Linked DNA regions of Homo sapiens: regions 1, 2 and 3 are each linked to region 4. A link is a loop called in an ENCODE intact Hi-C map of the cell type or tissue named here. Cell type or tissue: sigmoid colon. All regions are shown on one strand.

Evidence for each region. A loop is a pair of places that touch in the nucleus more often than their neighbours do. Peaks named below come from ENCODE experiments on the same cell type or tissue, not always from the same donor. Only the 100,000 strongest peaks of a DNase experiment are listed, where the experiment ranks them.
Region 1: a loop joins it to region 4, with 5 times the contacts of the local background. A loop is called at or near these places in 100 of 110 quality-filtered maps.
Region 2: a loop joins it to region 4, with 11 times the contacts of the local background. A loop is called at or near these places in 99 of 110 quality-filtered maps.
Region 3: it touches region 4 in a loop (3-fold over the local background); 45 of 110 quality-filtered maps call a loop at or near these places.

What each region holds. Positions count from the first base shown.
Region 1 is chr1:40,140,519-40,148,518 of GRCh38, reverse strand. It overlaps LOC105378671 (a long non-coding RNA gene), which reads left to right. Exons shown (of 3, transcript XR_947232.3): 3 at 268-818. Among named protein-coding and RNA genes, the nearest start is that of RLF, 17 kb to the left of the region's middle. RefSeq lists an enhancer at 4,442-4,541. In sigmoid colon, a CTCF peak has its summit at 4,324 (motif pointing left); a DNase peak (open chromatin) is centred at 4,338; H3K27me3 peaks cover 1,300 bases.
Region 2 is chr1:40,149,627-40,157,626 of GRCh38, reverse strand. The region is part of intron 2 of LOC105378671 (a long non-coding RNA gene); the gene reads left to right. Among named protein-coding and RNA genes, the nearest start is that of RLF, 7.8 kb to the left of the region's middle. RefSeq lists a silencer at 3,773-3,912 and an enhancer at 4,113-4,172. In sigmoid colon, CTCF peaks have their summits at 4,262 and 4,462; no DNase peak of the experiment used is centred here.
Region 3 is chr1:40,080,877-40,088,876 of GRCh38, reverse strand. All of the region lies in intron 5 of PPT1 (palmitoyl-protein thioesterase 1), which reads left to right. Among named protein-coding and RNA genes, the nearest start is that of PPT1, 12 kb to the left of the region's middle. RefSeq lists an enhancer at 3,886-4,180. In sigmoid colon, a CTCF peak has its summit at 4,006 (motif pointing left); a DNase peak (open chromatin) is centred at 3,966.
Region 4 is chr1:40,334,591-40,342,590 of GRCh38, reverse strand. No RefSeq gene overlaps it. Among named protein-coding and RNA genes, the nearest start is that of COL9A2, 21 kb to the right of the region's middle. In sigmoid colon, a CTCF peak has its summit at 3,683 (motif pointing right); a DNase peak (open chromatin) is centred at 3,700; H3K27ac peaks cover 1,714 bases.

The DNA of each region.
Region 1 (8,000 bases), 190 kb after region 4:
TATTCCTACTAGCCTTTGTCAGCTCACCTAAATGAATGACACAGGCTGGGTATAAGATGTTTGGAAAGAATGAGTTGATTAAGAAATGACCCAAGAAGCAGGTACTCAGCTCCAGAAAATTATTGCCATATGAGAATACAGAACTCATTTTACTAGGTCTGCTAATTCTCCAAGATAAATTGGAAGTTCAGTTTTGGTTTTGTTGTTGTCGTTTTTCTTTTATTTGATTTTGTTTTTTAACACGATTTCCTATTTTGAAAACTGCAGGCCAAATAATACCCACCTGTGAGTCCAGTGTGACTGATGAGCCAACGGTCTGCAACCTCAAAACAGAAAGAAGGAGGAGGGTCCAAGATCTTGCCAACACTAAGATGTCAGAGGAGTAGGATCCAGCCATCAAAGAATGTTCAGAACCCACTGAACAGACAGAGGGAAAACCAAGAGTGTGATATTCCTCAAGACAAAAGAAGAAAGCGGCAGGAAGAAGCTGAATGGTCAGCTTTGTAGGCTGCTGACAAGAGTTTGGGTAAGGTGAGGACACACAAATGTCCATTTGATGTGACATCATGAGTATTGGTTGGTAACCTCAACTAGAGAAGTTTCTGTAGATCTCTGGTATGGAATCCTGTCTGAAGAAGATTGAAGAATTAATGTGAGATATGAAAGTAAAAAGAGCAGGGCAATTACCCTCTTCAGAAGTTTTTCTGAGAAAGAGGAGAATAAAACCGGGGCTGTGCTATTAAGGGGATATGAGGTTTTGGAAGGAATTCTTAAAGATAAGTTTATTAGTATGTTCTCATGCCTGTAATAAAGACATAACCGAGACTGGGTAATTCATAAAGGAAAGAGGTTTAATTGACTCATACTTCCACACGGCTGGAGAAGCCTCACAATCACAGCAGAAGGCCAAAAAGAAACAAAGTCGTGTCTTACATGGTGGCAGGCAGAGAGTTTGTGTAGGGGAGCACCCCTTTATAAAACCATCAGATCCTGTGAGACTTACTCACTATCATGAGAGCAGCACAGGAAAGATCTGCCCCCATGATTCAGTTACCTCCCACAGGTACCTCCCACAACGCGTGGGAATTACAATTCAAGATGAGATTTGGGTGGGGACACAGCCAAACCATGTCAACAGGAGATTCTAGAGCATGGTTGCATGTGTATGGAAATGATACAGGAAAATAGGAGAAAATTTAATGTAGAAAACAGGGTGGGGGGATTGCAGGAGAAAAGTCCTTGAGAAGGCAAGAGGGCATGGCATCCAGAATACAAGAAGTTTGATCTGCAATAGAAATTAGATATGTATTTTTATTTCAAAAGGAGGGAATCTGGAGAGTATGGGTACAGATGCAAGTAGGTGTATAGATTTGGCAGTGGGAGATTTGGGAGTCATTGCCTGAGTGCTTCTTTTTGCTCCATGACTTGTGAGAGAAAGCTGAGGTGGTAGAGAAAGGCAATGTTGAGCCTTTGAGGAGACAGTAAAAACTTTGTTAGAGTTGTTTTAGAGTGAGAAAAAAAGAATGCATTCTAGATATGTGCAGGAAGATTGCAGGACAGTGTTGAGTGGCATCATTCATTTACTCAACAAATATTCACTGAAAGTCTACCATGTTTCAGGTACTGTCCTAGAGGCTAAAAATACATCATGAAAAAAAACAAGTCCTGGGTTTTATATTCTTTTCTCCCTCAGAAGTTATAATACAGTTAATTTAATTGCAACTTTCTTTATCATATTCCAGTTCTATGGATACTCCCAGGTCCCCCCCATACCCCCCAACCCAACCACCGGCTTGAGTGAACCTAGATATCTCTCAATACATCATGAGTAAGACACAAACGATGAGTTAGAGTGGTTACATTTTTAAGATCCATCTGTTTAGATTCATGGAACATTGTGGACAACTACTATGGTCAAGGTAAATTTTTCTCATTATGGGTAAAACCCAGAGGGCTCTAGGGTCAGGTTTGTCAGGTTTGGATCCCAGCTCCGACTGCTTATTCGTTGTGTGCCTTTAGATCATTTAATTTCATTGAGCCTTGGGTTCCTCATCTTAAGGTGGACATTGTAACAGCATGTGTCTCATAATTCTCATAGTTGTGGGTCCTAATGAGATTTATCCAAAGAGCGGAGAATGAGGCCAGATGCACAGTAAGCACTCAGTGTCACTAGTATTACTCCTATAAGGTTCAGCTTCAGAGGATAACTTTAGTTTCCTTTACTGTAGTCCCTCCACACCTACTGACCATGGATGCCATCTATTTTCACGACTTTGTCCTGTGAGTGACAAAATGATCAAGAGGACAGACCCATACTGTGGATCATCAAAGGAGCTGATTGATTAGGCTAGGATTTCTGATTTGCAAATTCAATAACTTGATTCTATCATTTCACCTAGGTTGTGATTAAGGCACAAGAGCCCAAATTACTAATTTACCTTAAGAAATATAATGGTATCTCTACAGAAAAGTCAGCTTGGGAAGCAAAATTAACACCGGAAGTTTGCTTAGGGAGGGTACAATTGGTGTAAAGGGAATGAGAAGATCTTAAACCACCATTGTTCCAACACCCTAGCTTCTCCCACGGTTATTTTTTATCCTTTCTTTCTCTACCCCCCAAATCTAATCAGGTTAGATTCTAAGTCCTATTAATTTGTGCTCAGGAAACTTTCTCCCATATTTTCTCTTACCCATTTCTACTTCTCCATGCCTGGGGAATGAGAGTATATAGATAACACAAAATAATGTCCTCTAAAGGTCTTCAAATGAGAAGCATTTGAAGAGTGAGAGTGGCTTCCAGGTGAGGGAGAGGATGTGCTTCAGAAGCTGATTTTGATTATCATTTCCCATGGCTGGACTTGCTGCCATCACCTCCCTGGGACCCTGGGAACATTTTGTTCCTTTCCCAGGGGCTCAGCATTCCCTTCTGGGAGGCTTTGTTGCTCCCATTTTGATGAAGGGTTAGGGGCCCAAAGGTAGAGAACCCCCAAAGGAGATGGGAATCCAAAAATCTCACAGATGCTATTTCAGACTTTCCCCTCCTGCCAAAGTCTCCCTGGAGAATCCTTCTTTCCTCTGCCCTTTGGGAGATTTTATATTTGTTGGATTTAAGGGAGGGGCAGTTCCTTCATCGTACCACTACCGTTAGACATGCCCTACTTTGCTCTTGCTTGAATGATTGCAAGGGCTTCCCAACAGGCATTCCTGCTTCTAGTTCATCCCCTTGCTCCCCGAGATTCATCTTCCTAAATTTGACTCCATTGTTTAAGATTGTTCAGTCCCTTCTTGCTTCAAATAGAATCGAAATCTTCAGCCTGCCTATTAGGTTCTACCACCTGGCCTTATCACCTGCTATTCCTAAAAGCACCAGAATTTCTTGTTAGCACCCCATACATGTTGCTACCCCACCCCCCAACATATAATTTTCCTGCCTTTGTGTCTGCTCAATTTGTCACCTTTTCTTGGAAACTCCCTTCTATGTGTACTAAATACAATTAACGGGGCATATCATCCAGTCATGGCAGAGGCCCCCAGTTACATTAACCTTCAGCAAACCCTAAACTTTTTCTCACTTCAGGGCCTCTGTACTTGTTCTTCCCTCTATCTGGAACATTCTTCACTTGTCCAGCTTCTTCTCAATCTTCAGGGTTGATCTCTTAAAGTAAGGCCCTTAATTTTCTCTCTTCTAGCATCCTGTTCTTTTTTTCCTTCATAGCACTTACCAAAATATGTAATTATACATTTAAATATTAATTTATTTGTTTAATCCTCCACTAGACTGTAAACTTGCAGTATTCATGTCTATTTGCTCCCCACTCTATTTTTCAGTGCCTAGCACAGTGCAAGGATGTAAAAAACATGAATATTTGCTGAATGCATAAGTGATTGAATGGGTTATAGTGCATAGAACTCATGGTCTGTCATCAACAAAATCCTATATTCTCGATCTCTTCTCTGCTTTAACTTAGACCTGGCTTTCCCCAAAGAACACCATTTCTCCCAAGTGACATCTTTTCTCTTTTGTTCACTTCATAGATTAGTGCCTGGCACAGAATAGTTGCTCTGCAATTATTTAATTGCTGTTTACTGGCTGTGTCCTTTTCCCTCTAAGCTAATGAATGGTTAGGAAGATAGCTCAACAGAATGAAAAGAAGTCATTCTGGAGGCAGACAGGCTGAGATTGAATCCTAGTCCTGCTGCTGACTAGCTGGTGATTTGACCAAGTTCGTTAACCTCTCTGAGCCACAGGGTTCATCTTTAAGTGTAATAGAATTTTAACTCGCGCGGAGGTACTTTATTAGGTTGGCCCAATGAGTTGATTCACACTGCCCCCTAGAGGACTTCTGTTTCTGGGACAACAGACTCCAAACCCTAGGAATGTTTGAGGATCTTTGTGAGCTACTCAGACGCACCTGAGGGAGAGGAGGGCTCCAGATCAGCCCTGTGGGAGTTGGCTCCAGATCAGCCCTGTGGGAGTTGGCCCCAAATCAGCCCTGCAGGGGTTGGCCCCAGATCAGCCCTGCAGGAGTTGACTCCAGATCAGCCCTGCAGGAGTTGGGACACAGACAAAAAGTTAAGAGGTCTTGGAGAAGGCAGCTCAGACATTGACAAGGTCAGCAGTCCTCGAGCAGCAGTGGCAGTGGGAGTTTTAATGATTTCTGAGAATCAAGGAGGGGACTTGGTTTGCAAAGCCTGCCTTTGTTGCTACTTAAGCATGTGGTGGGTTATCCAGAGCTCGGAGATTTAGAATATTGCTAAAGGTGAAGTCCATTTGTGTTAACCATAGCTGAGGTCAGGGGTATTTCAGAGTCACATGTAAAATGGAGCATCCTTAATAATAAGTACCTGCCTTTCAGGGTTGTTGTGAGGATCAAATGAGAAAAGAGTCATGTAACATGCTAATATGGTACCTGATACATAACAATTGCTCAATAAATGACAACTGCTATTATTGTTGAAGGTAAGGCAGCCTCTCCACTTTCCTTTCTTACACTACATGCTAAATTTATTCTCTAATAATAAAGAGTCAGGAAAAAAATGGAGCAAAAATGTGATCAAATATGCACTTTCTTGTAGGCAGTCTTTTGCTTTTTTCGTTTTGTAATAAAATTATCCTATTAATAAATTAAATGTGTATAGTTAAATCTATTTAAAATCCATTCATAAATGGTAAAGTAATTATTATGTGGTTGCCAGTGGCCAGAGGTAGAAGTGAGGTAGAAATTGATGGATAAGGGGCAAATGGAATCTTTTGGGGGTGAAAGAAATGTTCTATATCTTTTTTTTTTTTTTTTGAGGCAGAGTCTCGCTCTGTCGCCCAGGCTGGAGTGCAGTGGCATGATCTCGGCTCACTGCAACCTCCACCTCCCAGGTTCAAGTGATTCTCCTGCGTTAGTCACTTGAGTAGCTGGCACACCACCATGCCCGGCTAATTTTTGTATTTTTAGTAGAGACGGGGTTTCACCATGTTGGCCAAGATGGTCTCAATCACCTGACCTCGTGATCCACCCACCTCGGCCTCCCAAAGTGCTGGGATTACAGGTGTGAGCCACCGCGCCCGGCCCATTTAATACATTTTAATTTAACTTGACTACTATCTGCAATAGCAATGGAAATGAATCAGTGGGGAAAGATAAGAGAGACAGAGAAAGAGCGTAAGAACCCATATTATAACTCTGACCTGGACACAGAGCTGGGCTCTTGGAATACAAACTGAAATAGAACTGGTTCCTGACCTCAAACAGCAGCTAACTGTCTTATGAGGAAGACACACACATAAACATATAATTTCTCCTTAAAAAATTAAATATTCTTGAATAATTAAAATATGTATTTGGTTTTGAAAAAATCTGTACAAATAATAGTAAAAATCAGTCTCCCTCCCACCCCTGTCTCTTGGTTGAAAGCAACCACTGAAAACAGTTTATTCTACAGCCATTCAGAGGCATTCTACTTACATACAAGCAGAATTTTTATATGGTATGTGTATTGTTAGCTTTGTGTATGGTAGCTTTACTGTCTCTGAGTTTTCCTCCTTTAAACAAACAAACAAACAAACAAACACTTAACATTCTACCCTGTAGATGAGTCCATAACAAAACCTATTAAACAGATGGTTTGCAATATAAGATGGTAAGAACAATGGGAAAGAAATGAAAAGAATGCTGTGGTGTGGAGACTACTGGCATCTAGCAAGGGAAAGCTTCCTGGAGGATTGATGAGGCTGCCTTATCTCTTTTATGAGTATTCCAAGATAAAAATACAAGAGCTAATTAGTAAACCAAATGCTCTAGTTGTATACTAAACTGTGTTGTCTACAACTCTGATTGTTGTTTGGAGGGGAGCAAAAACAGTTTGAGCAGGCCAGGGGTGGGGAAAAGTTATTGCACAGAAAGTGGGACTGTCGAGGTATGAGGTAATAGGTCTTGGTACAGGAAGCACTGGGAGCCCATTGTGTGCAGGGAGGTCTTTGGTTACAGACTTGAGTATAGTATTTCAGATGACCCAGGGACTGATTAGAAGGATTAAAGGATGCTTACTTGTAGTTCTTTTTTTTTTTTTTTTTTTTTTGAGACAGAATCTCGCTCTGTTGCCCAGGCTGGAATGCAGTGGCACAATCTCAGCTCACTGCAACCTCTACCTCCCGGGTTCAAGCAGTTCTTCCTGCCTCAGCCTCCCGAGTAGCTGGGGTTACAGGCACCTGCCACCACGCCCAGCTAATTTTTGTATTTTTAGTGGAGACAGGATTTCACCTTGTTGGCCAGGCTGGCCTCGAACTCCTGACCTCAGGTGATCTGCCCACCTCAGCCTCCTAAAGTGTTGGGATTACAGGCGTGAGCCACTGCGCCTGGCCACTTATTTGTAGTTCTAACTAGCATTGCCAGATTTAGCAAATAAAACCACAAGGCATCCAGTTAAGTTTGGAGTTACATAAACAATAAATAATTTTTAAATATAAGTATGTATGTCCCATATTCAACTTAACTGGTCATCCTGTATTTTATCTGGCAACCCTGTCTTTAACCCAACCATGTGAAAAAATCAAATTGACCACTCAACATCAGGCAGTTAAAAACAATGACGAAGTGGGCGTTTTTAATTGGAAGAATAGACAAACAAGAAAATGTGTAGGGCTGGGGCCAAGAGTTGTTTAAGTGAGTTTAGGGCTGGTGGAGCCTGGGCCAAGGAGACTCTGGTGATCTGGGCTGGCAGGTCTGGGGCTGAGGTAGTAGCTTACAAGGTCAGGACAACTAGGTTCAGAGCCAAATAAATGGTTCTCATGGTCAGGAATGGCAGGGTCATGGCAAAGCCTGCAGCTCAAGGTCAGGGTCAGTAAGAATGGGGCCAAGGAGATGGCCCATGTGGTCAGGAGATTGAGCAAATAAGAAAATATATTGAGAATAGTGAGAGCCAGGTTTCTTACTCTTGGAGACAATAAGTATGAAAAGGGGAAAGACTAGAACAAACCCTGTAATTAGAGTCAGAGGTGTGAGCCTATAGGGTGTGTGTGTGTGTGAATATTATATATGATATACAAAGAGAGACAGAAGAGTAGATGTGTGTGTTTATGATATGTATAGTGGCTTTTTGGTTTTTCAAAACACACTAATTTGTAGCATTTGCTGATTTCCACGGTGTAAATACTCCCAGCATGAAATAATACTAGTTTCACAGCCACCCGCAAAGTTCCTGAATATTTAACAAGCAGCTTTTGCAAGTCCATATGAGCCAACTCCACTACAGTACTTCGGAATGTACATCATACGTATGATTGTGTGTGTGTGTGTCCAGACATATTTTTCCTAGTTGATATCTTGTTTCCTTGTCCTACTGAAAGGACTTGCAAGACCGACACACCCATAGCAATGAGTGCACCTAGCATCTACATCTTGACTTCCAAGTATCATTCTTCACTAAAAAGAAACCAAAAGTTCTTAGAGAAATGGCTGATTTCATGACTAGGGCAGTGAAAAATCTTACTGGTTCAGGAAGAAAGGAAG
Region 2 (8,000 bases), 180 kb after region 4:
GGTGGTGAGAGGCGAGAATGAAAGCAGGGAACCTATTGTAGTACTCCAGATGATCAAGTTAGAGATGTATTTTGGAAGTAGAACTAACAGGCTGATGCACTGTTTTTGAGGAAATTGAAATAATCTGGAATGGCTACATGGCTTTTGGTTTGAATGGTGGGCAATGATGTTTATTGAGAAAAGGAAGGCTTAGGAAAGAACAGACTGGGGATAGAGTGAGGGAGAATCAAGAGTTCTATTTGGAACAGGTTAAGTTTGATTTTCCTGTGAGTTCCTATGAGACATTTAAATGGAGATGCCAGATAGGCACTTGTATGTGTGACTGTGGAGCTTCAGCTGAAGATGTGGGGCCATCAGCTGTTCCACCTCTGTTAGGCAAAAAGAAAAATAAATCTCTAGTGACTCCACCACATCTTCATCTAGCTTCCATCCCACTTCTTTGCTTCCTTTTATAGAAAAACTTCTCTAAAGAGCTGGCCAGACCTTCTGTTTCTACTTACCCTCTTCTCATTCTTACTTGAACTCTTCTCAGTCAGGTTTTATCCCCACCAGTCAATGAAACAGCTCATTTTAACACCACCAGTGAGTTCTACTTTTGTGTGTGTCCAAAGGTGAATTATCAGTCCTTGTTTAGTCAATCTCTTAGCAGTATTTGGCATTGTCGATAATTCCCCAACATTTAATTTCACTTGGATTCCAAGTCTGCACATTCTCCTGGTGTTTTTTTTCTTGATTTCTTTTCTTTTATTCTCTCTTTTCTTTGTGATTTCTAAGTGTCCCAGGCATAGTCTGTCAACTTCTTTTCTATCTACACTCACTGCTACACTCACCCAGTTCTAATACATGTATGTGCTTATGACAATACCACCCTAAGTCCAGGCAACAAGGGCCCTGCCCTGGGTCCCACACTTTAGAGGACTACACAAACCTCTCTCTCTCTTTCTTACACACACACACATGCACACACACACACACACACACAGTAACTATATTAAAGAACACATGGGCACCCCTATCATTTGAAATCCAGCACTCAGCACAAGTACAATCTTAAATATTTGCTTTCTTGAGGCAGGGTCTCACTCTGTCACCCATGCTGAAATGCAGTGGTATGATCACAGCTCACTGCAGCCTTGGCCTTCCTGGACTCAAGCAAGCCTCTCACGTCAGTCTCTTGAGTAGCTGAGACTACAGAAATGCAACAACAAGCCTAGCTTTTTTCCATTTCTATTCTTTTCTTTCTTCCTTTGTTTCTTTGTTTCTTTCTTTCTTTCCTTCTTTCTTCTTCTTCTTCTTTTTTTTTTTTTTTGACGGAGTTTCCCCTTTGTCACTAGACTGGAGTGCAGTGGGGTGATCTCAACTCACTAGAATTTCTGCCTCCTGGGTTCAAGAGATTCTTCTGCCTCAGTCTCCTGAGTATCTGGGATTGCAGGTGTGCATCACCACACCCGGATAAATATTTGCTTTCTTTACCACTACTATTCAGGCTTTAGGGAACCTCTTTATCACGTCTCTTGCTCCATATACTCAAAGCTGAAAGGCACCAAAAGAATTGAAACCAGAGACATGAACAAATATTTGTACATTTGTGTTCACAACACTGTTATTCATAATAACCAAACGATAAAAATGACCCAAATGTCCATGAATGAATGAATAAATAAATGAATGTGGTATAGACATGCAATGGAATGTTATTCAACCTTAAAAAGGAAAGAAATTCATTCCTGAAAAAACAGGGGGAGGGAGGAAATTCTGACACGTGCTACAACATGGATAAATGTTGATTATGCTAAGTGAAACAAGCATCATAAAAAGACAAATGTTGTATGAGTCCACTTATATGAGGTATATAGAGTAGTCAAATTCATAGAGTAAGAAAGAATAATGGTGGTTGCCAGGGGCTGGGGGAGAGAGAGGCCAGCAGAGTTATTGTTTAATGGATGTAGAATTTCAGTTTGGGAAGATGAAAAAGTTACGGTGATGGAGGGTGGTGATGCTTGCACAACAATGTGAATGTACTTAATGCCACTGAACTATACACTTAAAAATGGATAAAATGATAAGCTTTACCTTATGCATATTTTACCACCATTAAAAAAATGAAAGACAACTGCATCCTAATGTCTTGAAGGTTTTGGGTTGTGCTACTTAAGAGAAATAGGCACACTGTTTTTGAAATGCTACGTAGAGTGTGTTCGAGCTACAGAAGCACTTGGGTAAGAGAAAACACAAATTAGCTTGTCATACTCTTCCTCTTAGATAGCATAAATGCATTTTCTTGCATAACCATGTATTGTTTCTTGGTAGTGGCAGATGTTCCTTTTTTTAATTGTCTCCATACACACATATGCGTATACACTGATATATACATGTATCTGTCTAGATGTAACATGAGTAGAGAGTAAGACTGAACATTTACATAATCATAAATAGACAATGAATATTAGCATTGGGAATAACTATTTGTACAAAAATATTTAATAAGACTGAATTGTTTTTTAAATGAAATTTACAATTCTAGCATTATTTACTTAATTTTAATTTAAAATTGTGAAAGAAAATAGTCTATTTTGAGCTTCTAAAAGTTGTTAGGCCCTAAGCAAGGTTGACTTTGGAGACTGAGTCACAAAGCATGACCTCTTGTTTACTGGCATTTTTGTTTTTTTGTTTTTGTTTTTTTTGACACAAGGTCTTACTTTGTCACCCAGTCTGGAGTGCAGTGATCTCAGCTCACTGCAACCTCAACTTCTTGGTTCAAGAGATCCTTCTGCCTCAGCCCCTCAAGTAGCTGGAACTACAGGCACATGCCACCACACCAAGCTAATTTTTGCATTTTTTATAGAGATGGGGTTGCTGGTCTCAAACTCCTGGACTCAAATGATCTGTCCATCTCAGCCTTTCAAAGCCCTGGGATTACAAGCGTGAGCCACTGTGCGTGGCGGCCTTTTGTTATAGATTAACTTCCTTCCTATTTTCTTTTACTTGGCTCAAACAAGAAAAAAAGACCCCTTGACTATTACATCCTTAATGTGAAATGTGAAATATACCCTTCCCCCAAAAGAAACACTGCATATAATCAATCAAATTGCTGTATCTATGCATTAATCTTGTATGCAAAATGTTGAAATCCTGGTAAGCTTCCCCAGACTTTACCTATTTAAGCACCCTCAAACCTCTCCATTTCAGAGCACTGACCCCATCTTTTTGGAGTCTATATCCTCTCAGATGGCCACCCTCAAATTTACACTCGAATAAACTCAATATTTAATACTGTTGCCTGAATTTCATTATTAAGGTTGACATTTTGGCGACCATGAAGGGACCTAAGGCAAACCTTCATTCCAGTGATTCCTGTCATTTCACTAACAGCCAAAATCTTGGTACCAGCATGAACAACTTTTGTTCATCCACCCTCAAAAGAACTAATGGGGATCCCTGGTAAGGCTCCTCTCAGGTTGTAGTCCTCTTGGCTTTGATGAGGATTCAGACTTTATTCCAGCTATACACTTCTAACTGGAGGAAGTAAGAATTAAAGCTCTGCTGCAAGATAGGAGTTTCATTTGTTATTCTGTAGAGATTCTGCTGATCATAGATTTGTGACTTTCAGTCGGGTGCAGTGGCTCACACCTGTAATCTCAGCACTTTGGGAGGCCGAGGTGGGTGGATCACTTGAGGTTGGGAGTTCGAGACCAGCCTGGCCAACATGGTGAAACCCCGTTTCTACTAAAAACACAAAAATTAACTGGGCGTGGTGGCACATGCCTGTAGTGCCAGCTACTCAGGAGGCTGAAGCAGGAGAATCACTTAAACCCAAGAGGCAGAGGTTGCAGTGAGCCGAGATCACACTACTGTATTCCAGCCTGGGTGACAGAGCAAGACTATGTCTCAAAAAAAAAAAAAATTGTGACTTTCACTTTTCTGTGAGGTTAAGGTTTTTGTTTTGAATTACTCCTTAGAGTTTTTACAACTTTTTCTCTCATTCAAAATGTTGATAAGGTGAAAAACAGTTTATTTTTAAAAAGAGGAAGTAAATCTTTGTGGTTTAAGCAAAAATGTTATAATATTTAAAGCTAGCCAGGTTCTGAGGCTTGGTTCAATTGACAAATTCAAGCTTGCTTCTTGAGTGACCAAAATTATGAAATACTCTGTATAAGGATGAAATAAGTCCTGAAGATAATAGACACTGTTTCTCCCAGCTAAAAGTCACCTTAAGCAACTAAGGTCTAGTGTGAGTATCTGAGTTAATCACTCCTGATAAGTAACAGTCTCACAGGAAATCCCTTAAGTAGAATTTAAAGGAAACCTTGCTTAATCTGGTGAGCACACATAAAGGATTGATTACCCTGTATCTTAAGCATCCAAGTTTGTTGGTATCATTGAGATTTGTATGTGAGAAGAACTGACTCAAGAGTGACACCTTGAGGAGCTATTTTCGCAAGCAGCACACTCGATCTCAAAACAACTTTCACTAAGTCTTTTGGTCTTAGGGATCTCAAAACAACTTTCTTGATCTCAAAACAACTTTCCCTAAGTCTTTTGATGCACTATGGGCAACTGTGCATCTAAAACTGAACCTTCCTCCTTAAGAGAGACCCACTATTAGAAACTCCAGCTGGATTTATAGTTAACACATATGACATGATGCCTTTTCAGGTAAGTATTTAGAAAACTGCTCGTGAATAACTCACAATGACTCCAAATTATAATGGCCAAAATGGTGTGCCTTTGAAATGCCTAATCTAGTTTACTTATATGCTCAATTAGAATAAGCTGGCTCTAAAATAAAACAGAGCAATTGGAAAAGTTATTTTCAATGGCATTTAGAGGCTTCCAAAAGAGGTTTTGATAAAGTTCTTTCTTTACAGAAAGAAAACAAAAGATTCTCTGAAACAATTTCTGAAATAAAAAAGCTGCTGAAATTTCTCCTCCTCAACTCCTCCTTCTCTTTATCCTTCATTATCTCAACTACTTTTTCTTCCTCCTCCCACTTCTACTCCCATTGTTCTGGCTCCATTTTGTGAGTAGCTGGTGTCTGGTAGGGGAGAACCTACCTTGGTTTATGAACCAAGGTGAAATCTAAAGGCATAGTTAAAGAATTCCCTGACTCTCACCTGGACCCTACTCATTTTACCAGACAATTTGAATGGAATATTCAAGCTTATGATCCTGTTGTTTTTTTTCTAATTTATACTAACTAGTTCACATGTTAACATCAAAAAGTAAAGCTAAAGGCGGAGCTTGGTGGCTCATGCCTATAATCCCAGACCTTTGCAAGGCCAAGGTGGGTGGATCACTTGAGGTCAGGAGCTCGAGACCAGCCTGACCAACATTACAGGCATGAGCCACGCGCCCGGCCTAAGGAGTCTTATATCTCAGTCAAGAATCAGTCAAGGAGACTTATATAGACTCAGTCAAGGAGTCTTGTATCTCAGGTACCATCTGAGTCAGGTACAAGAAAATAAGAAAGGAAATTAATCTATAATAAAAAGTCAAGATTAAGAGGTCATGCTCTGTGACTTGGTCTCCAAAGTCAATCTTCCACAAAACCTAAGCTTTTAGAAGCCCCAAATAGACAGACTATTCCTTTTCTTTCACATTTTCCCCTTTTCTTCAAGATCTTTGAAGAAAGCATTACGGAAGAAGCATTTGTTAGAGAGTAGTTATATCTCACATCACTAGGAAGTCTCATTCCTAGAGAGTCATGCCCCACAGAGAGGGGAAATGTTTAATTCATAAGCCGAAAGAAGCCAAAGCCTAATTATGAACAACAGAAGGAAAGTATAACTTAGTGGTCTGATTCTGGTTGTGTGACTTATTTTCAATTAAGGCAACTTTTTAAGCAATTATTATTCTAGTTTTAGTCATTGATCACAAGCAAGCTGAAACACGAATCATGAGTAATTTGATAACTAGGAAAATGGAAACTGTACTTATGATTATAATAACAATTACTTGAAGACCAGAACGAAAAAATGAACTTAGCCCTGAGGGTAACCAACTAAACAAGTCATTTAGAGAATCCATTTTCTTTTCTTTCTTTCTTTCTTTTCTTTTCTTTCTTTTTTTTTTTTTTTTTTTGAGACAGAGTCTTACTCTGTCACCCAGGCGGGAGTGCAGTGGCATGATCTTGGCTCACTGCAACCTTCGCCTCCTGGGTTCAAGTGATTCTCCTGCCTCAGCCTCCTGAGTAGCTGGGACTACAGGGGTGTGCCATCACGACCAGCTAATTTCTGCGTTTTTAGTAGAGATGGGGTCTTGCCACTTTGGCCAGACTGGTCTTGAACTCCTGGCCTCAGGTGATCCACCTACCTTGGCCTCCCAAAGTGCTGGGATTACCGGCGTGAACCACTGTGCCAGCCTAGAGAATCCATTTTCTAACATCTTATAACCATTAGTCTTTTGAGTTTTATTTATTTATTTATTTTTGAGATGGAGTCTCACTCTGTCCCCCAGGCTGGAGTGCAGTAGCGCAATCTTGGCTCACTGCAACATCTGCCCCATGGTTTCAACCACCGTGCCTGGCTTTTTTTTTTTTTTTCGATGGAGTCTTGCTCTGTTGCCCAAGCTGGAGTGCAGTGGTACAATCTCGGCTCACTACAACCTCCGCCTCCCAGGCTCAAGTGATTCTCCTGCCTCAGCCTGTTGAGCAGCTGGGATTACCGGCGCCCACCACCATGCCCAGCTAATTTGTGTAGTTTTAGTAGAGATAGGGTTTCACCATGTTGGCCAGGCTGGTCTCAAACTCCTGACCTCAAGTGATGTGCTCACCTTGGCCTCCCAAAGTGCTAGGATTACAGGTGTGAGCCACCACGCCCAACCAAGTTATTCTTTTAAATTGAGTCTGCACTTCTCTAGAGGTATTAACATAGATACAACAAGTGATGTGTGCTACTGCACAGACTCCTCCTTTTTCAGCCAATACATAGTCAAAGGCAATTCTGTTATCTAGTATTACCTGGGCTAAGGAGGTCAAACATTTTTGGTGAGCTGCAATGCTTCTTGCATTGTCTCCAGCTATCTGACCAATACGAGCTGATAGGTTTTTATTCATCTCTATTAATATGAACTCCCAGCACTCAGGATTAGTGTTCCCAAAATGCTGTGACCTAAATTATTTCAATACTCTGCTAACGGCTGGGCGCAGTGGCTCATGCCTGTAATCCCAGCACTTTGGGAGGCCGAGGCGGGCGGATCACCTGAGGTCCGGAGTTCAAGACCAGCCTGACCAACATGGAGAAACCCCATCTCTACTAAAAGTACAAAAAATTAGCCTGGTGTGGTGGTGCATTCCTGTAATCCCAGCTACTCCGGAGGCTGAGGCAGGAGAATGGCTTGAACCCGGGAGGCGGAGGTTGCTGTGAGCCGAGATCGCGCCATTGCACTCCAGCCTGGGCAACAAGAGTGAAACTCCATGTCAAAAAAAAAAAAAACAAAAATACTCTGCTAACATAGTCTTCTTATCTCTGTAATAGAGAAAGGGGGGGTCCATATATATATATATATTCTCCTTCCTCTGCCTCAGCCTCCCAAGTAGCTGGAATTACAGGCATGTGCCACCACACCCGGCTAATTTTTGTATTTTTAGTAGAGACAGGGTTTCACCATATCCAATTCAGGCCCTTGACTGAAAATATATTCCCAAGCTGACCTTTTTTTTTTTTCACTTCCTCCAGCTATATCACCCTAGTTTTATTCATTAATATCTCCCATCTAAACTTAAGGAGTAACCTTTTTAGGGGACTAGCTATTTCTATTCTGGCCCTCCTGGAGTCAATTGTCCACACAATAGCTACATTAATCATTTTATGGGAAGAAGAAAAGATTCTTCTTTTTTATTTTTTGTGGGAAGAAGAAAAGATTTTTTTTTTTTTTTTTTTGAGACAGAGTCTTGCTCTGTCGCCCAGGCTGGAGGGCAGTGGCACCATCTCAGCTCACTGCAACCTCTGCCTCTCGGGTTCAAGCGATTCTTCTGCCTCAGCCTCCCGAGTAGCTGGGAT
Region 3 (8,000 bases), 250 kb after region 4:
TATAACAGAATAAATTTCCATCCTTAAAAAACAAACAGAAAGCCTTTAGAAAGTACTAAGCTCAAGGAATTATTGTTGGTATTTAGAGGACAGATTCTTTATGTCATTAGCTACTCCCTATATCACTGTCCCTGACTACTCAAATGTATTTGGGTATTTAGCATGGCCAGCCTGGCATAATGGCTCACACTTGTAATCCCAGCTCTTTGAGAGGCCAAGGCAGGAGGATTGCTTGAAGCCAGAAGTTCACAACCAGTCTGAACAACATAGTGAGACCCCTGTCTCTGTTAAAATCTATTTTTAAAAAAAAAAAGATGCAGAATTACTTTTGTAGTATGTGCTTGTTCAGTTGGTTCCAAACTTAATTGTATATCAGAACCACAGGGAAATTCATTAAAAATGGATTCCTGGGCTTTATCCTTAGAAGTTGTGGGCCGGGCATGGTGGCTCACGCCTGTAATCCCAGCACTTTGGGAGGTGGAGGCAGGTGGATCATGAGGTCAAGAGTTCAAGACCAGCCTAACCAACATGGTGAAATCCCGTCTCTATTAAAAATGCAAAAATTAACTGGGCGTGGTGGCGCACGCCTGTAATCTCAGCTAGTCAGGAGGCTGAGGCAGGAGAATCACTTAAAAAACCCGGGAGGCGGAGCTTGCAGTGAGCCGAGATTGCGCCACTGCACTCTAGCCTAGGCAACAGAGGGAGACTCCGTCTCAAAAAAAAAAAAAAAAAAGTTTTGATGGTAGGTCTGACGTGCTCTTGATGATAGCTGGAGTTTGGGATCAACTAATATCCTGTGGGTTTTCCAAGTGTCTCATTCTTGTCAAATAACAACTTTTTATTACAGTATATTCTTGAAGCCATTTTCCAAGATACAGCCTTGTGACTGACTCATGTTGTAACCACCTACAGCTAATAGCTGTCTTTTCTTTTCCCACTCGTTGGCTACACAAATAGCCACAAAGCTGTTTTGGGTCAGCAGTACCACCTGATGGTTATTATAGAAAACTAAGATACTCTGTACCTCTAGCTCCTTTTTTTTACCCTCAGGCTACACCAAGCTTTCCCCTTTGCCTGGTTTGATTGGCTGTGGCTAATTACAACTTAATTATTTATATTCTACATATTCTCTGTTCTCATGGATTTGCATGGTATTTAAACTTCATTCTTCTTCCTTTACTCTTTATTCTCACTCTTGCCCAGTTGCCTCCAAAACGCCTATACTTTTCTTTCTTTGTGTGAACCAAAACAACCCTTGGCGATCAGAATTCTGTTAGTGATGCTAAGTGAGCAGTCCGTCGGGGGGTGACAAGTGACACCTAAATACTGATTAAGGCGGGGCGCAGTGGCTCATGCCTGTTATCCCAGCACTTTGGGAGGCCTTGGTAGGCAGATCACTTGAGGCCTGGAGTTCAAGACCAGCCTGGCCAACATGGCAAAACCCCATCTCTACTAAAAATACAAAAATTAGGCAGGCGTGGTGGTGCACACCTGTAGTCTCAGCCACTCCGGAGGCTGAGGCTAGAGAATTGCTTGCACCCAGAAGGCGGAGGTTGCAGTGAGCTGAGATCGCACCACTGCACCCCAACCTAGATGACAGAGTGAGACTCTGTCTCAAAAAATAAAAATAAAAAATACTGATTAAAAGCTATAGATTGATGTGTTTATCTTCACTTCCTCCTTAAACTTTAATTAAGTGGTAGCAGAAGAATAAAAAGTGATAAACCCACAAGGGCAGAGAGAACAGGGAGAGAGGAGGTAAGAGATCATAAAAAATGGCAACATGTTTTTGAAAGCAAGCAAGCAGATGAATGAGTGTGAGAACTGTTTTAGCAGAGCAGATGGTGAAGGCTTAAAGTAATAAAGAGAAATCATTTTGTCTTTGTGATACTGTCCCAGGTTGCCCCTGGTATTAGGGAGGATTAATTCTGGTTGCAAGAAGAAACCCATATCAAGCCAAAGTAAATTTTAAAAGAAAGTAATACTCTGTTGGTGCCTAAAGCCTCATAGGGCCTAGAATCAAGAATTGGGAGCCATGAGGAGCCAGGGTATTCTCTCTCCAGTGCCATTGTTGCTTCTCTCTCTGTGTCGCTGCTTCTTTCTCTCCATGCAGACCAGCTTCCCCTGCCACCCACATGATGGAAGGTGGCCTCGCACGGCTTCCAAATGTTTAATTTTCTGTTAGGAGATTGTCTCAGTCTGAGGCTAGACTCTCTTTGTCCCGATTCAGATTCTTCAGGAAGGGACCATGCCCCAGCTCAGGTCAGGTCTCCCCCTCTGCTCTCATTAGCTGTGGCCAGAGAAGTGGGACCGTGCTTACTAACCATACCCCACCTCCCTGTAAACCAGTAGGCCGGGCAGGAAGAGTGCAAGAGAGGCAGAGACCCCAAAAGATGTCTTCCACATTCTTCAGATAACTTAACCTTAGCAAAGCAAACGTGATATCCTAATACGCACAGTAACTGGTGGGGAAGCCCCCGGCTTGGCATGGTGAGGGCAACGAGGAATGGTATAATAGTTCTCTCTCTCCTTCCTGGATGTAAAACTACCCTCTAGTTCCCTTTTGCCTTTGCAGATGCTGTCAGCCCTTCCTAGCCTTCTCCTTCCTCCGGTTTGCTCCCTGCCATCCCCTGCCCCACGCTCTACCCTCCTACCTCTACACTCCCTGCCACAATGAATGCTTCAGTGTTGCCCTGGCCTTGGCCTCCGTCTTCCCCCGTACCAGCTCAGAGGAAGCTAGAGCTTTACATATCCTGTTTAATTTTCATAGCAACTTGCCTTCCCCAGGTCTGCTCTGGGCCCCGCTCCCAGTTTGCACCCCACCCTCAGTGGATCTCAGAGTGCTTTTCCTCAATTGTCCAGTTTTCCCATGTCTTTGCCCTCAGCCGATGAACTTGCAACTTGGTTTTCTGGAAATATTAAGGCATCTACTCAGGCTCTCTCAGAGACTTTCAGCCATTCAAAAAAGTTAGAGAGTAATGTAACGAACTACAGGCATACCTCAGAGAAACTGAGGATTTGGTTCTAGACCACCACAATAAAGCAAATATTGTTAATACAGCAAGTCACACAAAGTTGTTGGTTTCCCAGCGCATATAAAAGCTATGTTTACACTATACTGAAGTCTATTAAGTGTGCAGTAGCATCATGCCTAAAAAAAGTACATGCCTTAATTAGAAAATACTTTATTGCTAAAAAATGCTAATCATTTGAGTCTTCAGCAAGTCATCTTTTTGCTGGTGGAGGGTCTTGCCTCGGTGTTGATGGCTGCTGACTGATCAGGGTGGTGGTTGCTGAAGGTTGGGATGTAGGGTCCAGCCCCACAGGGTCGGTGGGTTTTTCTCCCTGTGTGCGGAGATGAGAGATTGTAGAAATAAAGACACAAGACAAAGAGATAAAAGACAGCTGGGCCCGGGGGACCACTACCACCAAGACGTGGAGACTGGTAGCGGCCCCGAATGCCAGGCTGCGCTGATATTTATTGGATACAAGACAAGGGGGGCAGGGTAAGGAGTGTGAGCCATCTCCCATGATAGGTAAAGTCACATGGGTCACGTGTCCACTGGACAGGGGGCCCTTCCCTGTTTGGCAGCCGAGGTGGGGAGAGAGAGAGAGAAAGACAGCTTAGGCCATTATTTCTGCATATCAGAGACTTTTAGTACTTTCACTAATTTTGCTACTGCTATCTAAAAGGCAGAGCCAGGTGTACAGGATGGAACATGAAAGCAGGCTAGGAACATGACCACTGAAGCACAGCATCACAGGGAGATGGTTGGGCCTCCGGATAACTGCAGGCGGGCCTGACTGATGTCACGCCCTCCACAAGAGGTGGAGGAGTAGAGGCTTCTCTAAACTCCCCCGGGGAAAGGGAGACTCCCTTTCCCAGTCTGCTAAGTAGTGGGTGTTTTTCCTTGGCACTGACGCTACCACTAGACCACGGTCCGCTTGGCAACGGACATCTTCCCAGACGCTGGCATTACCGCTAGACCAAGGAGCCCTCTAGTGGCCCTGTCCGGGCATGACAGAGGGCTCACACTATTGTCTTCTGGTCACTTCTGAGCATGTCCCTTCAGCTCCTATCTCTGTATGGCCTGGCTTTTCCTAGGTTATGATTGTAGGGCAAGGATTATTATAATATTGGAATAAAGAATAATTGCTACAAACTAATGATGAATGGTATTCATATATAATCATGTTTATGATCTAGGTCTAGGATAACTCTTGTTGTTTTATATATTTTATTATACCGGAACAGCTCATGCCCTCGGTCTCTTGCCTCGGCACCTGGGTGGCCTGCTGCCCACATTGGGGTGGCTGTGCTAATTTCTTAAAGTGAGACAATGATGAACTTTGTATCAGTTGACTCTTCCTTTCATGAAAGATTTCTTTGTAGCATGCGATGCTATTTGGTAGCATTTTGGCCACAATAGAACATCTTTCAGAACTGGAGTCAATCCTCAAACCCTGCCGCTGCTTTTATGTAAGCTTATGTAATATTTATTCTAAATCCTTTGTTGTCGTTTCATCAGTGTTCACAGCATCTTCACCAGGAGTAGATTCCATCTCAAGAAGCCACTGTTTTGCTCATCCGTAAGAAGCAATTCCTTATCTGTTTTTTGAGATTGCAACAATTCAGTCACATCGTCAGGTTCCACTTCTAATTCTAGTTCTCCTGCTATTTCCACATCTGCAGTTACTTCCTTCATTGAAGTCTTGAATCCCTCAGCCATTCATGAGGGTTGGAATCAACTTCTTTTAAATTCCTGATAATACTGATATTTTGACCTCTTCCCGTGAATCATGAATTTTTGTTTGTTTGTTTTTGAGACAGAGTCTCACTCTGTCACCCAAGTTGGAGTGCAGTGGTGCCATTACAGCTTACTGCAACATAGCCTCAACCTCCCAGGCTCAAGCAATCCTCCCACCTCAGCGTCCTGAGCAGCTGGGACTACAGGTGTGAGCCACTACACCCCACTAATTTTTTAATTTTTTTGTAGAGATAGGATCTCATTTATGTTGCCCAGGCTAGTCTCACACTCCTGGGCTCCACTGATTTTCCCTCCTCACCCTCCCAAAGTGCATGGTACCCAGCCCGTTAATGTTCTTAATGGCATCTAGAATGATAAATCCTTTCCATCAGGTTTTCCGTTTACTTTGCCCAGATGCATCAAAGGGATCACTGTCTATGCAGCTACAACCTTGTAAATGTATTTCTTAAATAATAAGACTTGAAAATTGAAATTACTACTTGATCCATGGGCTGTAGAATGGATGTGCTGTGGCAGGCATGAAGACAACATTAATCTCTTTGTACATCTCCATCAGAGCGCTTGGGTGACCAGGTGCTTTTTAATGAGCTGTAATATTTGTTTGTTTTTTGAGTTTGTTTTTAAACTTTTTTTAATTAAAAAAAATAGTTTTTGAGACAGGGTTGTGCTCTCTTGCCCAGACTAGAGTGCAGTGGTGTGATCACAGCTCACTGCAGCCTTCACCTCCTGGACTCAAGCCATCCTCCCACTTCAGCCTCCTGAGTAGCTAGGACTACAGGCATGCACCGCCATGCTCGGCTACTTTTAAAAAGAATTTTCTTTTCTAGAGGTGGGGTCTTGCTATGTTGCCCAAGCTAGTCTTGAACTCCTGGCCTCAAATGGTCCTCCTACCTTGGCCTCCCAAAGTGCTGGCATTGTAGGTATGAGCCACCATGCCCAGCTGCGTGGTAATGTTTTGAAAGGAATCTTTTTTTCTGAGCAATAGGTCTCAACAGTGGGCTTAAAATAGTCAGCAAACCACACTGTAAACAGATCTGCTGTCATCCAGGCTTTGTGTTCCATTTGTAGAGCACAGGCAGAGTAATTTAGCGTAGTTCTTAAGGGCCCTAGGATTTAAAAAATGGTAACCCAGCATTGGCTTCAGCTTCAAGTCATCAGCTCCATGAGGCACTCACAAGAGAGTCAGCCTGTCCTTTGAAGTTTTGAAGCCAGGCATTGACTTCTCCTCTATAGCTGTGAAAGTCCTAGATGGCATCTTCTTCCAATTTAAGACTGTTTCACCTACACTGAAAATTTGTTGTTTATGGTCGCCACCTTCATTAAGTATCTTAGCTAGATCTCCTGGATAACTTACTGCAGCTTCTACATCAGCACTTGCTGCCCCATCTTGCACTCCTGTGTTATGGAGATGGTTTCTTTCCTTGAACCTTACAAACCAACCTCTGCTAGCTTCACACTTTTTTTCTGCAGCTTCCTCACCTCTCTCAGCCTTCATTGAATTGAAGAGAGTTAGGACGTTGCTCTGGATTAGGCTTTGGCTTAAGGGAATGTTGTGGCTGGTTTGGTCTTCTATCTAGACCACTCAGATTTTCTCCATAGCAGCAATAAGACTGTTTTGCTTCCTTATTATTTGTGTGTTCACTGAAATAACACTTCTAATTTTCCTCAGGAACTTTTTTTTTTTTGCATTCTATAAATGTTCAGAGTTCTAAACCTTTAAAAGGTTTCAAATACATGTATAAACACATTCTAGAATGTCACTCTGACTGTTGCTTCCTTTAACTTCAGTCTCATCTGCTCCTGGGAGGGAGAGCTCCATCTCTGACGTAGCTGGCTCTGTTGGGCTTTAGCGCCAGCCTGCTCCACCGAGTGGCGTTTTCAGGACCACTGCCTCTGGGCAGCTCTTCCACTCTGGCTACGGAGCGTATGTTGTAGAAATTTTGATTTCTCTCCCTGCCAACCTGGGATAGAGTTTGTTCGAATTTCCCCATGTGAGGCCTTGGGGTAACCGTGCCCATTTTGAGGAGGTGGGGGCTGGAAGGGAAGAGGAAGTGGAGAGAGATTGGAAAGAAAGTATAAAGAGTCCCCTTTGCTCCAGTTCCCAGCAAGTTCCTCATCTCCATCTGAGACTACCTCAGCCTGGACCTTATTGTCTATATCACTATCAGGCTTTTGGTCAAAGCCATTCAACAAGTCTCTAGAAAGTTCCAAGCTTTCCCACATTTTCCTGTCTTCTTCTGAGGCCTCCAAACTGTGCCAGCCTCTGCCTGTTACCCAGTTCCAAAGTCACTTCCACATTTTGGGTAACTTTTCAGCAGCACCCCACTCTACTGGTACTTATTTACTGTATTAGTCTGTTTTCATGCTACCGATAAAGACATACCCGAGACTGGGCAAATAGAGGTTTATAATGGACTTACAGTTCCATGTGGCTGGGGAAGCCTCACAATCATGGCGGAAGGCGAAAGGCACATCTCACATGACGGTAGACAAAAGAAGAGAGCTTGGGCAGGGAAACTCCCCTCTTAATTTTATTTTCTATTTATTTATTTATTTATTTATTTATTTTTTGAGATGGATTCTCGCTCTGTCTCCCAGGCTGGAGTGCAATGGCGTGATCTTGGCTCACTGCAACCTCAGCTTCCCAGGTTCAAGCGATTCTCCCTCCCTCTGCCTCCCAAGTAGCTGGGATTACAGGCACATGCCACCGTGCCTGGCTAATTTTTGTATTTTTAGTAGAGACGGGGTTTCCTCATGTTGGCCAGGTTGGTTTCGAACTCCTGACCTCAGGCGATCTGCCCGCCTTGGCCTCCCAAAGTGCTGGGATTATAAGCATGAGCCACAGAATCTGGCCCAACTCCCCTCTTTGAAACCATCAGATCTCATGAGACTTATTCACTGTCACGAGAACAGCACAGGAAAGACCCACCCCTGTAATTCAGTCACCTCCCATGACATATGGGAATTGTGGGAGTTACAATTCAAGATGAGATTTGGGTGAGGACACAGCCAAACCATATCAGCATGATAAGTATGATAAACCCCAGTGTCACAGGAGAAGCAAATATTGATGAGTCCTTTGCCTGAATCTTTTATAATTTCTGTACTATGCTGAACAGTCTGTCTCAACAAGGTGTCTTGTTGACAGACTGTTTCCTAGGTGCAAGTCTTGTCTTCTGTATTAAAGGGTAAGGCCTGGGACTTGAGGGCTTTGGCCTTTTGTCCTTGTTT
Region 4 (8,000 bases):
ACCCCAGAGGTGGAGGTTGCAGTGAGCCGAGATCGTGCCACTGCACTCCAACCTGGGTGACAGAGTGGGGCCCTGTCTCAAAAAGAAAACAACAACAACAAAAAAACAATGAAATTGGGTAGTTAGCTAAGGAGATTTCCAGGCAGTGTTGAAGGGTGTGGTCTGGTTTCTTCTTGCTGCTTACAGTAAAATGTGAGAGGAAACAGATAATTTGAGAGAAATGTTTAACAAAAAATGAAACAGAACTTGATGATTGGGGGAATTCTCAGCCTATTCAGATGCAAAAGACGTTAAAATGATGAAATTCACTGTCAGGAAAGTGTGCTTTAGAGAAAAAGCCAAGAACGTGGCTGGACAACCTTTTGCTAATACCTCAGAAAGATCAAAAGGTCAGAGTATCAGGCCTGTAATCCCAGCACTTTAGGAGGTTGAGAAGGGAGGATCGCTGGAGCCCAGGAGCTCAAGGTCAGCTTGAGGAAACATAGGGAGACCTCATTTCTACAGATAACAACAACAACAACAACAACAACAACAAAAATTAGCTGGGTAGGTGGTGCTTGCCTGTAGTCTCAGCTATTTGGGAGACTGAGGTGGGAGGATTGTTTGAGCCTGGAGAGTCAAGGCTGCAGTGAACTGTGGTTGCACCACTGAATTCCAGCCTGGGCAATAGAGCAAGACACTGTCAAAAAAAAAAAAAAGTTCAGAGTATTCTGTCACATAAGAGGTTTTTTGAAGAGATTAAGTGTGAGACTCATATATCCCCTCAGCTACCTCAACAGAAGACAGAAATAGAAACGGGCTTATCAAGCGAAGATCTGCAAAGGAGCATTTTGTCTAATGGAGTGACATACATGAGAGATCCACGGGGTTCTTGAGAATTTTATACCAGCAGAAACACTTGAGCTTGGACTGTACAGGATAGAGAGGGTATGAAATGAAAGAAGGCTATAAGATCCCCCAAATTCTACAGGCAGGAAACAAGTTGATAAAACCACCCAGCTGCAGCCATGTGCTGAACCTTTCATGAAAAAGGAAGAATGACTAAGAGGACAGAGCTGTGATCCCAGAGGGCAGAGCTTTGAGCTGCAAAGTATTATTTCCAGGCTTTGAAACCTAATGGAGTTTGTCTAACTTAATTTTGAAATTGCTTGGGACTAGTGACTCCTCTATTTCTTCCTTTCTCTCTTTTTACATGGGAATGTCTATTAGTGTTATCCTATGCTAGACCCAGTATCGTATTTTGGAAGCAGAAGCTTATTTTCTAGTTTCACACGTCCACAGGTGGAGAGAAACTTTGCCCCAGGATAGATTATGCTGAGTCTCATCCAAAACCTAATTTAGATAATATCCATGATAAATCTGAAACTCTTGAGCTAATGAGATTTAAATGAGACTTTGAACTTTGAGTTGATACTTTAATGGGCTGAGATTTTTAGGGACCTTGGAATAAGGTGAATGCATTTTGTTCGTGAGACAGGTATGAATACTGGGGCCAGAGAATGGTCTGTGGTAGGCAGAATAATGATCTACCAAAGATGCCTCCAGAACCTGTGAATCTGTTACATTACATGGCAAAAAGGGACTTTGAAGAATTGATTAAATTAAGGATTATGAGACAGGGAGATTATCCTACATTACCTAATAGGCCCAATATAATCACAAGGTCCTTAAAAGTGGAAAGGGGGCCGGGCGTGGTGGCTCATGCCTGTAGTCCCAGCACTTTGGGAGGCTGACGCAGGCAGATCACTTGAGGTCAGGAGTTCAAGACCAGCTTGGCCAACACGGTGAAACCCCGTCTCTACTAAAAATACAAAATTATCCAGACGTGGTGGCAAGCACCTGTAATCCCAGCTACTCAGGAGGCTGAGGCAGGGGAATCACTTGAACCTGGGAGGCGGAGGTTGCAGTGAGGCGAGATCACACCATTGTACTTCAGCCTGGGCAACAAGAGTGAAACTCCATCAAAAAAAAAAAAAAAAGTGGAAGGGGAAGACAGAAGAGAGAAGCACAGGGAGATTTTACTATAGTATGGTCAGTAAGATGTAACTTTGTTGGTTTTGAAGATGGAGGAAGGGGAAACCAAGAAATGTGGGAAGCCTCTAGAAGGTGGGAAAGGCTGGGCAATGAGTTATCTCCTTGAGCCTCCAGAAAGGAACACAGAGGAAAAACAATGGAGCAAAACTGGAAGCAAGGAGTTAAAATAAGAGGCAGTTGCAATACCCCCAAGCAAAAGAGGATGGTATGCTGAATAAGGTAGGTGCAGTGGGGATGGAGAGAGGTGGATGGATTAAACACCTATGAGGTATAGTCACTGGGACAAGGCGATAATATTTCTCGGGGAGGAGAGAGGGAAGTCTCTTCTCCAGGATGACATCCATAGTTTTGGCTTATGCAATAGGGCAGAGGGTGGGACCACTGGCTGTGTAGGCCACACAGGAAGAGGAACAGGTTTGTGGGCAAGAAGATAATTTCATTTGGGACATGTCAGTTTGGTGGTGCCTGTGGAACATCTGAGAAGCAGTTGGATAAGCAGGTCTGAGACTCAGGAAAACATATAGGCAGCAGTTAAAGTCAACCCGATGGATAAGATGGCCCAGGAAGAGTATAAAGAATAAGAAGATAGGACAGGACCTTGTAGAGTGCTAAGTAAGGGTGTGCAGAGAAAAGAAATCTGCAAGGGGCCTGAGAAAGAACAGCTGGAGAGGTAGGAGGAAAGCCAGGAGAGTGTAGTTCATGTAAGCGGACACTAAAGCTTATCAGTGTTGGACCAGCACTGGGAAGGAATCAGATGGAACAAGTGGGAGGTCAGATGAAACCAGGGTCAGGATTGGCAATTCTGAGGAGTTTGGAGTTGCTCTGTTCTAGCTGGAGAGAGAAGCACCTGTGGGAAGCTGATGGTTGGTATTTTCTGCCAGGCATAAGAGGGCAGCCAGAGGCCAGGTGAGCAAACCTGTTTAGCACTCTGGCTCAGCCCAGAATGGGCAGCTGTTTCCAGGAAGGGGTTCTAGGTCGTCTCACTGTGCTGTAATTAAGAGACTCAGCCCCTGCCCCAACTTGCTCCACGGGACTGACCAGCTGTGTTTGCTCTTCTCTAGCAGGGAAGGGGGATCATCTGTCACCTACTCTGTTTTCTGAACATTCATCCCACTCCCTGCCTTTCTTACAAAGTTCCTTCTGCCAATTAACCGGGTGTGGTGGCGGGCGCCTGTATTCCCAGCTACTTGGGAGGCTGAGGCAGAAGAATCGCTTGAAACCGGAAGGCAGAGGTTGCAGTGAGCAGACATTGCGACACTGCACTCCAGCCTGGGCGAAAGAGCGAAACTACATCTCAAACAAACAAAACGAAGTTCCCTTCTGCCGAAAACAAATATCCAAAGCGTTCTGGGCACTGTGCTAAGTACTTCATGGTCATCAAGAGACACTATTCTCCCCATCTCACAAATGAGGAAACTGAGGCTTAAAGAGATGAAATGACTTGCCCAAGGTCACAGTCAGTATGTGGTAGAACCAGGATCCAAGTCTAGCTGAATCCAAATTCTAAGTTCTAACTCCCCAGAAACCACGACTGCTCCCTCGCTGGGTTCCCACAGTGCTTTATCTGCCTCTATGCCCGTTTCATCTCGCTAGCAGCTCCTGGAGAAAGGGGCTTTTAATTCGTCTTGTCAAGCTGTCATCATGGTGTGCTGCCGCAGAGGACCACTAGGTGCCGCCAGAGCACCAGCCAGCCTGATTTACTGCTCACCTGGAGTCGGTCTAAAGGAGCAACTGGTGGGGAAGGGAGCTGGGCCTTTTCTTCCTGCCCTGCAGCCCACCTCTCCTTCCTATCGGAGGTGGGAAGAAACGACTGGAAGATTGGAAGGTTAGAAATTAGAGATTTGGCCGGGCGTCGTGGCTCACGCCGGTAATCCCAACACTTTGGGAGGCAGAGGCAGGTGGATCACATGAGGCCTGGAGTTCGAGATCAGCCTGGCCAACAGGGTGAAACCCCGTCTCTACTAAAAATACAAAAATTAGCCGGGCGTGGTGGTGCACATCTATAATCCCAGCTGCTCAGGAGGCTGAGGCAGGAGCTGAGGTTTGAACCCACGAGGCAGAGGTTGCACTGAGTCGAGATGGCGCCACTGCACCCCAGCCTGGGCAACAGTCAGAGCTGGTCTCAAAAAATAAATAAATAAATAAATAAATTTAGAGATCTGAGGAGTGTAAACTGGAGCAGCCCAGGGCTCAAGTCAAACAGAAGATCCTAAGAGTTCTCTAAGAAAGCTAGAACCAGCAAAATAAAATATTGCGGCAAACATCTCCAGGCTGGGTCTCAGCCCCACTCCTCTGTCCTCCCTTTTTGTGCAGATCCTAAAATGCACAACCCTATGCTGTGGCTGTAGTGGAAAGTGGGGAAAATGTATGTTACTGAGACCTATCCAGAGCTAGAAACTGTGGGAAAACAGGTGTGTGTCCTTGGGGAAATCACTTCACACCTCTAAGCTTCAGTCTTCTTGTAAATAAAATGAGGATAGGCCCAGCACAGTGGCTCACGCCTGTAATCCCAGCACTTTGGGAGGCCAAGGTGGGAGGATCGCTTGAGCCCAGGAGTTCAAGACCAGCCTGGACAACATAGTGAGACCTCTTCTCTATTAAAAATAAATAAATAAATAAAATGAGGATAATCAAGGGACCTACCTCGTTGAGCGGTTGTGAGGAGTTAAAGACAAAATGCATGTACCACACTGATACAATATCTGTCATATAGCAAGTGCTTAATAAATATTGTTATAAACACAATAATTATGATAATATAAATATTTAAATGATAAGCATTATTGTTGTATTTGTCAGGATTCTCCAGAGAAACAGAACCAATAGGATATATATAGATAACGTAAGAGGAAATTTATTACGGGCGTTGGCTCATGCGATTACAAAGGCCAAGAAGTCCAATGATAAACTGTCTGCAAGCTGAGAACCAGGAAAGCCGGTAGCGTAATTTAGTCCCCAGTGGAAGGCCTGAGAGTGGGGTTGGGGAGGGAAACCGGTTCAAGAACCAGGAGCTCCGATGTCCAAGGGGAGGAGAAAATAGATGTCCCAGCTCAAGGACAGAGAGAATTCACCCTTCCTCTGCCTTTTTATTCAAGCCCTCAATGGACTGGATGCTGCCCACTCACATAGATGAAGGTGGATCTTCTTTGCTCTCAGTCTACTGATTCAAACGTTAACTCTTCCAGAAACACCCTCAAAGGCACACCCAGAAATAATGTTCTACCAGCTAATATCCCTTAGTCCAGTCAAGATGACACGTAAAATCAGTACACAAAATTAACAGTCACTGCTGGGCGTGGTGGCTCACGCCTGTAATCCCAAAACTTTGGGAGGCTGAGGCGGGAGGATCACCTGAGTTCAGGAGTTCGAGACCAGCCTGGCCAACATGGTGAAACCCTGTCTCTATGAAAAATACAAAAAAATTAGCCAGGCATGGTGGCGGGTGCCTGTAATTCCAGCTACTCTGGAGGCTGTGGCAGGAGAATTGCTTGAACCCAGGAGGCAGAGGTTGCAGTGAGCCGAGATCACACCACTGCACTCCAGCCTGGGCAACAGAGTGAGACTCCATCTCAAAAAACATTATAAGCAAATCAAAGAAAATTGAGGACTACCAGATTATAATTTCTGACCCATTATCTTTCACCCAACTTGGTCTTGAACAACTAGTAGCTATTTCTCAAATCCAATCCACCTTCAAGGTTTAACAAACAAATAAAAATATGTTCACACACCTTCAAAATAATCTGATAGAAGTTCTGAAGATAGGCTGGGTGAGGTTCACACTTGTAATCCCAGCACTTTGGGAGGCCGAGGCAGGCAGATCACGAGGTCAGAGGATCCAGATCATCCTGGCTAACAGGATGAAACTCCATCACTACTAAAAATACAAAAAATTAGCTGGGCTTGGTGGCACACAGCTGTAGTCCCAGATACTCGGGAGGCTGAGGCAGGAGAATCGCTTGAACCCGGGAGGCAGAGGTTGCAGTGAGCCGAGATCGTGCCATTGCACTCCAGCCTGGGCAACAAAAGCAAGACACCGTCTCAAAAAAAAAAAATTAATGATCACCATTAATAATAAGTGGTAGTTCTCGGCCGGGCGCAGTGGCTCACGCTTCTAATCCCAACACTTTGGGAGGCCGAGGCGGGTGGATCACCTGAGATCAGGAGTTCAAGACCAGCCTGGCCAACATGGTGAAACCCCATCTCTACTAAAAATACAAAAATTATCCAGGCGTAGTGGTGCAGGCCTGTAGTCCCAGCTACTTGGGAAGCTAAGGCAGAGAATCGCTTGAACCCAGGAGACCGAGGTTGCAGTGAGCTGAGATCGTGCCATTGCCCTCCAGCCTGGGCAACAGAGTGAGATTTGGTTCCAAATAATGAAAATAATAATAATAATAATAATAATAATAATAATAATAATAAATGGTAGTTCTTAGCTGCTGCCTTCATGATGACATCATTTAATTATCTTCTCACACTACAGGCCTGACACATAACGTCCTCAACAAATATTTGTAGGATAAAAAAATAAAAATAGTTTTCACTCATGTTCTCTGTGTTAATCCAGCTTGTTGATCCTGGAGAGACTTTCTGGATGTGGTGTCTTTAAGGATCAACAGGAGTTTGCTGAGGATAATTGCACCTTCTATATTAAACAGAACAGTGCCTAGATAACAGAGAAAGTGTTCGGTAAATACTTTGGAAAGAAGAAAGGGAAAGAGGAAGAAAGGAAAGGGAAAAGAGAGAAAAGAAGGAAGAGGAAGAAGAGAGGAGTGAAAGAAAAGCTCAAGAAGGGCCTGATACACTGTCTCACGCCTGTAATCCTCACATTTTGGGAGGCCAAGGCAGGAGAATCACATGAACCCAGGAGTTCAAGACCAGCCTGAGAAACATAGTGGGGCCTTATCTCTTAAAAAAAAAAAAAAAAAAAAAAGACACAAAACAACAACAAAAACCTTAAGATTTTTTCCTTTAAAACTTAGCCTTCACTTGAAACTCATCAAGGAGGTTTTAAATTTGAGCTAAGGATCTCTGAGACAGGCTGCAAATAGGATCTCTAGCAAGACGTGGTTTTGTTTGTTTGTTTTTTGAGACGGAGTTTCGCTCTTGTTGCTCAGGCTGGAGTACAATGGCGCAATCTCATCTCACCGCAACCTCCCAGGTTCAAGCGATTCTCTGCCTCGGCCTCCTGAATAGCTAGGATTACAGGTGTGCACTATCACGCCCAGCTAATTTATGTAATTTTAGTAGAGACGGGGGTTTCACCATGTTGGCCAGGCTGGTCTTGAACTCCTGACCTCAGGTATCCACCCAACTCAGCCTTCCAAAGTGCTGGGATTACAGGCGTGAGCCACCGCGCCTGGCCCAAAATGTTTCTTAGAGAGCTGATATCACTACACTTTAGGTCCCGATAGTCCCACAAGTTTCCTCTAATGTAGCTGTCAGCACACTTCTGTCTTATCTGAACCCCTACCCTAAGTGTGAGCTCTGTGAAGCTAGGGGCTGTATCTATTTTGACCAATGTTGTACATATTTAGTACAAAGAAGGTGCTCACTAAATTTTGTTAGTTCTTAAACTGGGCTGAGTTCTAGTTCTGGTAATGGCAGAGTAGATTGTATCTGACTAACTCCCTCATAGATAACAACTATAAATTCTGCTAAAAATATTTGGCAATGATAAAAAATAAAAACTGAATTAAGGCACTGTAAAGTGACGAAAACCAGGCATAAGCTGGAAGGAGATTCCGTGTTTCAAATAAGGGAACCACACTGGGTATGATCCACATTTATATGGATTTTCCACCAGGGAAAATTCTTCAGTTTCCACAGCGCAGAAAGCTAGAATTCGAGCAGAAATTCAGAACTTAATTTGTCAATTAAATCAGAAGATAGAGTTCAGGCTGTTACAGTGACTGAAAATTGAGGGAGAAACCCCAGAAACAAAAGATCCAGAGAAAATAACCAAA